Regions from separate parts of the Homo sapiens genome. Here region 2 is linked to region 1. The links are chromatin loops, found by intact Hi-C in ENCODE. Cell type or tissue: CD14-positive monocyte. All regions are shown on one strand. Each heading gives the region's core, and the rest is flanking DNA. Links, peaks and the distances in the headings are about the cores only. Region 1 overlaps GAS7 (growth arrest specific 7). Region 2 overlaps GAS7 (growth arrest specific 7).

Region 1 (4,386 bases), core at 92-4,091:
TCCAACCCGAAATGTCAACAGTAACATGGCCGAAAACCCTGGTACAGACACACTGACCAGGCTTCAGTTGGTTCCCGGTGCCCCCGACCCAGGTGCATGTCCACGGAGGGATCAAGCTCAGGACTTTTAGAGATCACAGACAAGTTCTGACCTACATGAAGGAGGAAATTTACCATTCTGGTAATTACTTTAAAGTAAATTCTAGGCTGGGCACAATGGTTCATGCTTGTAATCCCAGCACTTTGGGAGGCCAAGGCGGGTGGATTACTTGAGGTCAGGAGTTCAAGACCAGCCTGGCCAACGTGGCGAAACCTCGTCTCTACTAAAAATACACAAATTAGCTAGGCATGGTGGTGCACACGTGTAATCTCGACAACTCAGGAGGCTGAGACATGAGAATCACTTGAACCCGGGAGGTGGAGGTTGCAGTGAGCCGAGATTGCGTCGCTGCACTCCAGCCCAGGCGACAGAGTGAGACTCTGTCTCAAAAATAAAATAAAATAGAAAATAAAATAAGTTCTACAACTGATCGAGATATCATTTGATCTTCCAATGATTCTCCATGGATATAGAGAAAAGTTAAACAAACTTTAAAAACATAAAACACATCTTGCCCATAGAAACCACACGAACACAGTGGGCACAGATCATTTAAATATCCTGATGTGAATAACTTTAAATAACACAGCTAATTCTGCTTTGCTGGTGGGTTGCTTTTTGGTCTCAGAAATCCCTGAACCAGCAAATCAGGGCTGCTCACATCCCTATTCTCTCCCTTTCCTTTCTTCTCTCCCCCAGGAGTGCTGAGCCACCATTAGCTGACACTAATTCCTAATGACCCTGCAGATCTCAGCTCCCACCGCAAATGCCCTCTCACCCCCCAGGATCCTGTGGGTAGCCGAGCAGTCCTGCACCACGTGAGTGAGGCCTGCAGTACTTGGGGCAGCCCAGGGGAAGGCAGGGATGTCCAGGGAGCTCCATCCACACTGTGCAGACATCAGGGGGCACACAGTAGGATGGACCCCTCCCCACAGCAAAGGCAACCCTTGCCTCGCTCTGTGCTCCCACTTACCTGCTGGCTGGGTTTGCCAGAGTGGGCCAAGAAAGGGAAGCAGAGTGGCTCTGTGGTGGTTTCATGGGGTTTCCCCTAGAGGAACAGACAGGCAGAACTTGCTAATGCCACTTCTTTGTCATTCTTGCAAAAGGAGTTCCTGCTCCTGCCTACCTCCATCAAAATAATAGGCAACGGCATGGTGGCACCTGGCACGTGTGTGTGCGCGCGCACGCGTTTGTGTGTCTGTGTGTGTGTGTGCGTGCGCATGATACTCACAAAGACGTCCCCATGTCCTACACCTCAGGAGGACCCCTTCCATCCTGCTCTCTCTGCTGAGGAAACCTCTTATTTAACTTCTCAGTTGCAATGATCCACCATTTTCTGCCAAAGCTACCATCTCTGCTCCAAAGCAGAGAAGCAGCAGCTCCGGCAAAACCCTGACAAATCATCTAGTTTCTATGATTATGCTTATTCCAGAGAATGAATTCAAGGTTCAAACAGTTCGGCAGTTTGCCCCAGGCAAACTGGGGCAGAGTGCATACACTTAAACAGCTAATAATGGCGGTGCCGAGATCAGGGTGTCAGGGTGAGGATCTCATCCAAGGTCAGGCTGCTAACAAGATACGACACTGAGGGCTCAGCCCTGCACATCTGGCTCTGGAACTCTTAACTCATCACCTCCACTCTAACCTGTTCACCACGGCAGCTTCCTGACCACCGTCTAGTATGGCTCCACCCTGGGTCACCCTCCCTGGTCAAATGCTTCCTTCAAGACACTCAGGTCATGGGCTTCCCCTTGCACGGGTGGTGAGGGGGGCAGAGGAAGCATCTTTTTTTCATCCAGCCACAGCAGTTTCTTTGTTGCCTCAATGCCCCTAGTGAGTCACCTCCTCCAAAGGCCATTGCCAAAGAGAGCACCATTTTAGCACGAGCGCTCGTCCCCACTTCCCTTTTCCATTTCCCAACATGGCCCTCACCAGCTCGAACATTAGTCACACACGTGCCAACAGAAGTTCAAAGATGCTCCGATAATGTGATTTGTAAACACGAAGTCCCAGCAGCGGCGGCTGCTGCAGCTTCTTGGCTCTCTCACTCAATCCCCTACACCTTCTGGGGCCTCCCAGATTGACGTTTTCATTTCCCGGGCTCCACGACACGCAGGGACTGTGAGTCTGCTTTTCACACGTGGGAGTCTCGTGCCAGAGGCTGGGGCAGAGGAAAAGCCTCACAGCATGATCTGGCATTTCCAAGCACACCGTGGGGGTCTGTGACCTACAAAGCACAGCAGGCTCTCGTAGCATCTGTATGCTGTGTGGGCCTGCCCAGCAGGCCATACGTACCCCGGCTTCTGAAAGAAGCACCCTGATTTTTCTACTGTGGAACCACCTCACCTCATTCTCAGCCCTCGAGGTTTCCGGGAGCAAGTGGCTCCTGCCTGGCCAATTAGCACGTGCCCTCTCCCCAACCACGGTACTAGTTCACGAAGGGGCATATTACCCATCTGGGGCTGGATACCTGGAATTTGGTTTTGGAATTACTGGGGAAAGATGTATTACTATGACAAGATGCAAGCCTGAAGCTGCTGATGGTCACGCTGACAACTCGCAGAAGTCTCACTGAGAATGGAGCCAATGCAGAAGGAAGAGGGCTGATGAGGAAGACAGGGAATCAGAGATAGAGAAACATCAGACTGCTGACACTGTTTGTTTAAGCCACTTGATCAAACCATGCCTGAAGCTGAACTTCCTGGGACTGTTCCTTTTTTGTCTGAATCCAATTTGAGTGGGATTTCTTTTCACTGGATCTCGCTCTGTCCCCAGGCTGAAGTACAGTGGTACAATCATAGCTCACTGCAGCCTCAAACTCCTAGGCTCAAGTGATCCTCAGCCTCTCAAGTACCTGGGACTACAGGTGTGTGCCACCACACCTAGTGAATTTATTTTTTATTTATACAGATGGGGGTCTCACTACGTTGCTGAGGCTGGTCTCAAACTCCTGGGCTCAAGTGATTCTTTTGCCTTGACCTCCCAAAGAGCTGGGATTACAGGTCTAAGCCTGAATAGGATTTCTGTAACATTTAATAGAAAGAGTCCTGGCTAATAGTTCCTTGGTAAAGGGCAAGGTATACAGATAGCAACAATCAAAACTAAAGAACATAAAGCAGGGAGAATTTAGAGATTTGGTTCCTTTCTTGAGCCTGCACTTGTGGGTAAGCTTCTCTTCCAAAGATATCTGCATTTCTAAAAACCTTCCTTTGGCCACTATAACACTTGGTGTCTTAAAGCAACAGAAATGTATTCTCTCACAGTTCTGGATGCCAAGCTTCCAAAAATTAGTATCACTGAGCTGAAATCAAGGTATTGATAGGGCCATACTCCTCCCAGAGGGTCAAGGGGAGAACTCAGTCCTTGACTCTTTCAGCTCCTGGTAGCCGCTGGCATTCCTTGGCTTGTGGCTGCATCACTCAAATCCTACTTCCCCAATCATACCCTTTGTCTTCTATCTACAGTCAAATCTCCTTCAGCTTCTCTCTTATAAAGATGCTTGTGATTACATTTAGGGCTTACTCAGATAACCCAGGAAAACCTTCTCAATTCAAGATCCTTAACGTCATTGTACCTGCAAAGACTCTTTTCTAAATAAAATAACATTCCCAGGTTCTGGGGATTAGGACGTAGACAATCTTGGAGAGCCACTATCAGCTGCCCTCATCAGGCCAAGTTGGACCATGGATCAGAAATGTTGCTGTCAATACCTCTGATGCTTCCCCAGGTCCTCCTGGCTGGGACCTCTGGGGCCAACTGTGCCAGTCACATAACACTGGAAGAAGAAATAGCCAGAATGTTGGAGCTGGACTCAGAGTGGAAGATATGCAAGAGCACAGAGTGCCAGGGAGGTTCAGCAGGATTGGGAGCCCCAAAGGAGGTCTATCCGGAGCTCAAGTTAGGGGGCTGTATGCTTGGGGCCAAAATGTAACTTGACCTTGAGATAAGATGAAGGGAATTACAGTATACCCCTCTCCATAACCCCATTTCCCCAGTGACCAGATTGCTATGGCGTAGGGTAGGAAGGCACCATCTGTAGTGGAAATGGGAGGGAGAGGAAAGTAGGGACTGAAGAAGCACAAGAGAGACTGTGACAAGGAGCCAAGGCCAGGCTAATTTGTCGCCCAAGCTGGAGTGCAATGGCATGATCTCGGCTCACCACAACCTCCGCCTCCCGGGTTCAAGCGATTCTCCTGCCTCAGCCTCCTGAGTAGCTGGAATTACAGGCATGCGTCACCACGCCTAGCTAATTTTGTATTTTTAGGAGAGATGGGGTTTCTCCATGTT
Region 2 (4,386 bases), core at 279-4,278, 87 kb before region 1:
GAGGAACCCAAAAGAACATAAGAAAATCAGCCATGAACACTCTCTTATTATACCTCCTGTAGGTCTGGCCTAATTTCTCCTCTCTCTGGAATAAACATAGTAATTTCACTCCTCAAAGTTAGGAAACCTGGTGACTGGGAGCGGTGGCTCACGCCTGAAATCCCAGCACTTTGGGAGGCTGAGGAGGGCGGATCACTTGAGGTCAGGAGCTCGTGACCAGCCTGCCTAACATGGTGAAACCCCATCTCTACTAAAATACAAAAAATTAGCCAGGGATGGTGGCGCACGCCTGTAATCCCAGCTGCTTGGGAGGCTGTGGCAGGAGAATTGCTTGAACCCGGGAGGTGGAGGCTGCAGTGAGCCAAGATCCTGGCATTGCACTCCAGCCTGGGCAACAAGTGCGAAACTGTCTCCAAAACAAACCAAAAAAAACAAAGTTGAGGAACCCCGGAGTGCTGAAGCCCTGGTTCTTGAAATCCTCGCTTCCCTCTTTTCCTCTTCCCCTCTCTTCTTCCCTCCCTCCCTTCCCTTCGGGCTTCTTTTTCCTTCCTCCCTTCCTTCTACCCATCCTCCTTCCCTCCTTCTTTCTCACCCCCCCCTTTTTCCTTCCTTCCACCCGTTCTCCTTCCTCATCTATCACATATTAAACATAGTACAGCCTAATGTTTCCCCAGGTGTGTTAAACAGGATAGCAATTCTGCCAGATGTGTATTGTAAGTGTTATGCAGTGATAGTAAAGGGTCAGTGTTACGGTCCAAAGAATTTAGGACAAACACCCCATTATTCAGATTGAGTTTATTTACAGTAGGCCTTTTAGAATATGCTGACATGCGCTTGAAATCTCAAACAAGGCAACAGCATGCAGCATCCTTCCGCGCACACAGACGCAGAACCCGTTGAGGGAAATACAGCAGGGCTACCGTGAAATCCACTTTGGGACACACAGTCATGGCCACAGAATGCAAGGTTTGAAGTGGGGCAGTTCCGTGCTCATCCGGTCTGATGACATAGGGCACAATTACAGCCTCCTTCCTCCCACCACATCCTGGAAGGCCTCGCAGGTTCCTTGGTCACCATGCTCACCTTCTCAGGAGGATCCACTGTCCACCATGGCCCATTTAGGGGAGCAGTTTTACATAAATACCTTTCTGTTCCAGAAATTTCTCTCTGGCCACCTGGTCCTCACTGTCTCTCCTAGTTGTCTAAGATGTGAACTGCGTTCCCAAAGACAGACTGATAAAAGATTTTCCCACATGGTTGTGAATAGTGAAACACCTGTGGCTGCTTTCCAGGACATCAGAGGTTAAACAGGCCTTTGTAAGGTCCCAGGAGCCTCAGCCAGCAAGAACACTGGTTCTAGGGGAACATGCACTTCTTCCAGCAGAAGGTGTCAGGGCCTTCCCTGGAGTCAGGGGTGAGGTCTAAGTCAGAGTGCTGGGGAAGCTGCTTTGAACCTGAGACTGGCTAATTTCGCAAGAAGCGAGGGTCTTCCTTTGCTCCTGCAGGGGAGAGGAGAGCTGTCCCAGGCTTCCTGATCTGGAGAAGAAGGTGTGGGCGAGGGTGAGGCTCTGGGTTCAGGAGCCCCCTCCCCAGAGAGCCCCTGCTCAGAGGAAGCACAGCTGCCTCCCTAACCATATCCCTGGCCGGCTCCTCAGGCTCAAAGGAAGGTCCTCCTTGCCCTTCAGCCTCTGCAAAGGCATTCACTCTCTCCCCTTTAATCTAGGTTCCCTGAGGCTACTGGAGGCCTAAGGATGATCCCTCAGTGGGCTGAAGCCCCAAGGCTGAGCAAAGCCAGATCCTGAACCCATGTTTCCTGAAACACTCCCACAACCGCCCACCAGGACAACCTCAAAAAATAATAGATTTCTTTTATCCTTAAGAAAAACACGTAAGTTCAATGCATATCCCAGGCCCAGAGGCTCAGAAAGGTATTCACTTTCCACATTTGCACTGTTGACACAAAAGCCACAGATGCCTATTTGAATTTAAACAAATCAAATTTAAATAAAATCTAAATGCAATATGATTTCCAGGACTGGATCCAAGAACAGAAAAAGGACATGAATGGAAAAACTCATGACATCTGAATAAAGTCTAACATTCAGTTACTCGTAATGCACGATGTCAATTTCATGGTTTTGACAAATGTACCGTGGTTATGTAAGATGTCAACCGGGAGAACTGAGTACAGAAGGCACAGGAAGTTACTGTCTTTATAGCTTTTCTGTAAATTAAAAATTGTTCCCCAAATTTTAACAAGGTATTAAATTAATGAAAAATTCAGCTCCTTGGACATACCAGCCCCATTCAAGTACTCAAGAGCCACACATGGCTAGTGGCTACCATATTGGAAGGCACAGAGAAAGAATGCTTATACTGTCACAGAGGGTTCTACTGGACAACACTGCCCTGTACTGTCTTCATTCTACCCAATGACTCATACATGAAACTCCCAGCATCTCCCTTTTCACTCATTTTCTTTCTCTTTGCCTGTTACTATTTCTCTCTACAAATCAGTATTTCCACACTGCACGTTAAGCCCAGCCCAAAGAGGACTTTCAATATTTGCAGCAGTTACTGAATGGCGTCTTAGGTGTTCTGTTTTGGTTTAAAGTTTATTTCTTACTCATGCGGGTCTCACCCAGAAAGCCTGGCATTAAACACCTCTAGTAAAGCTACTGAATAAACACAGCTTCCATAACTCTGGTGATATTAAAGGATGGAATGCAGGCAAAGTCCCCAGCCCAGGTCTGATCCTAAGTAGCACCCAACATTCAAAGACTGGAGTCTAGTTTGTGCGGGGGTGGGGAAGGGGGGGGTTGGGGGAGGACTCTAGGCATGTTTCTAGAACTCTCTTCCCAGTTGGCAACCTGGCTGCCTCTGCTTACCAGTATCCAACAAACCTGCACTAATAAGAATGAACCAGCTCTGTGGGTGGCCCTTCAAACTCTCTCTAGAAGTTAACAAAGCTACAACACAAAAGTAAAGCTGGCTGGGCATGGCGGCTCATGCCTGTAACCCCAGCACTTTGGGAGGCTGAGGCTGGAGGATCACTGGATTCTGAGTTTGAAACCAGCCTGGGCAATATAGTGGGATCTTGTCTCTATGAAAAATTCTTTAAAAATTAGCTGGGCAAGGTGGCATGTGCCTATAGTCCCAATTAATCGGGAGGCTGAGGTGAGAGAATCCCTCGAGCCCAGGAGGTCAAGGCTGCAGTGAGCCATGATCACACCACTGCACTCCAGCCTGGGCAACAGAGCAAGACCCCACCTCAAACAAACAAAATAATCCAAAAGCATGCATGGATGGGCAGGGCCTCGTTTTATCTCTCTCCAGGCCCTCAAGTTTATGAATGGGGAAAATGAGGCCTGGCAAGGAGAAACATGCCCAAGGCCCCAGTTTAACATTTGTAATTTCACAAATCTAGGATGCCAGTGATTGAGGCCAGCAGTGGCTCATGTCTGTAATTTGGGTAATTTTGGGAGGATCACTTGAGACCAGGAGTTCAAAACCAGTCTGAGCAATATGGCAAAACACTGTTTCTACAGAAAAAAATAATAATAAGAAGAAGAAAATAAAATAAGAAAATTAGCGGGGTGTGGTGGCACACGCCTGTAGTTCCAGCTACTTGAGAGGCTGAGGCAGGAGGACTGCTTGAGCCCTGGAGGAGGAGGCTGCAGTGAGCTATGATCATGACACTGTATTCCAGCCTGAGTAACAGAGCAAGACCATGTCTCTAATAAACTAGTATATACTATTGATTGTAAGATGCATCTGACTTCCAAGATATTAATATGTCAGGGGAAAATGTATGTCTCAGAATCAATGACACAGGACTCTTCATGCTGACGTAGGGAGCTGCTGCTTCTTGCTTCAATGGGCCATGGTCTGGGAACCCTTGAGCAGCGCTGAACTGAGGCTCTGGGTCACTCTAGAACTGAGCTTCCCCACCTCGGCACTAGTAAACATTTAGGGCCAGGTGATTCTTTGTTGTGAAGACTTGCCTGTGCATTGTGGGATGTTCAGCAGCAGCCCTGGCCTCTACCCACTAAATGCCTGTAGCCCCTCCCCCCGGTGCTGGCAGTCAAAAATATCTCCAGACATTGCCGAATGTCCCCTGGTAGGCAAAACCACCCAAAAGAGGGAGGAAAGCTTAACACATATGTGGTATGTTTCAAACAAAGAAACAAAGCACAAACGAACTGAGTTAAATAGGTTTCTTCATTTCAGGCCTTCCTGCAGTCTTCAGAATGCTAATGTGCCTGTCCTTCTTCATCCTCCTTCATGGAGCACGGATACATCTGGGATCCCAAGGATTCCACCTTAGGAAATACTACCCCAGCACCCTGGGGATGGGGGCAGAGGGGGACAGGAGTTGTCAACACA

Evidence for each region. Peaks named below come from ENCODE experiments on the same cell type or tissue, not always from the same donor. Only the 100,000 strongest peaks of a DNase experiment are listed, where the experiment ranks them.
Region 2: a loop joins it to region 1, with 2.5 times the contacts of the local background. A loop is called at or near these places in 1 of 110 quality-filtered maps.

The regions. Positions count from the first base shown.
Region 1 is chr17:10,061,999-10,066,384 of GRCh38, forward strand. All of the region lies in intron 1 of GAS7 (growth arrest specific 7), which reads right to left. Among named protein-coding and RNA genes, the nearest start is that of GAS7, 130 kb to the right of the region's middle. In CD14-positive monocyte, for the core only: no CTCF peak of the experiment used is centred there; DNase peaks (open chromatin) are centred at 1,133, 1,953 and 2,693; H3K4me3 peaks cover 1,132 bases; H3K27ac peaks cover 3,037 bases.
Region 2 is chr17:9,974,941-9,979,326 of GRCh38, forward strand. All of the region lies in intron 3 of GAS7 (growth arrest specific 7), which reads right to left. Among named protein-coding and RNA genes, the nearest start is that of RCVRN, 72 kb to the left of the region's middle. In CD14-positive monocyte, for the core only: no CTCF peak of the experiment used is centred there; DNase peaks (open chromatin) are centred at 2,161 and 2,441; H3K27ac peaks cover 3,871 bases.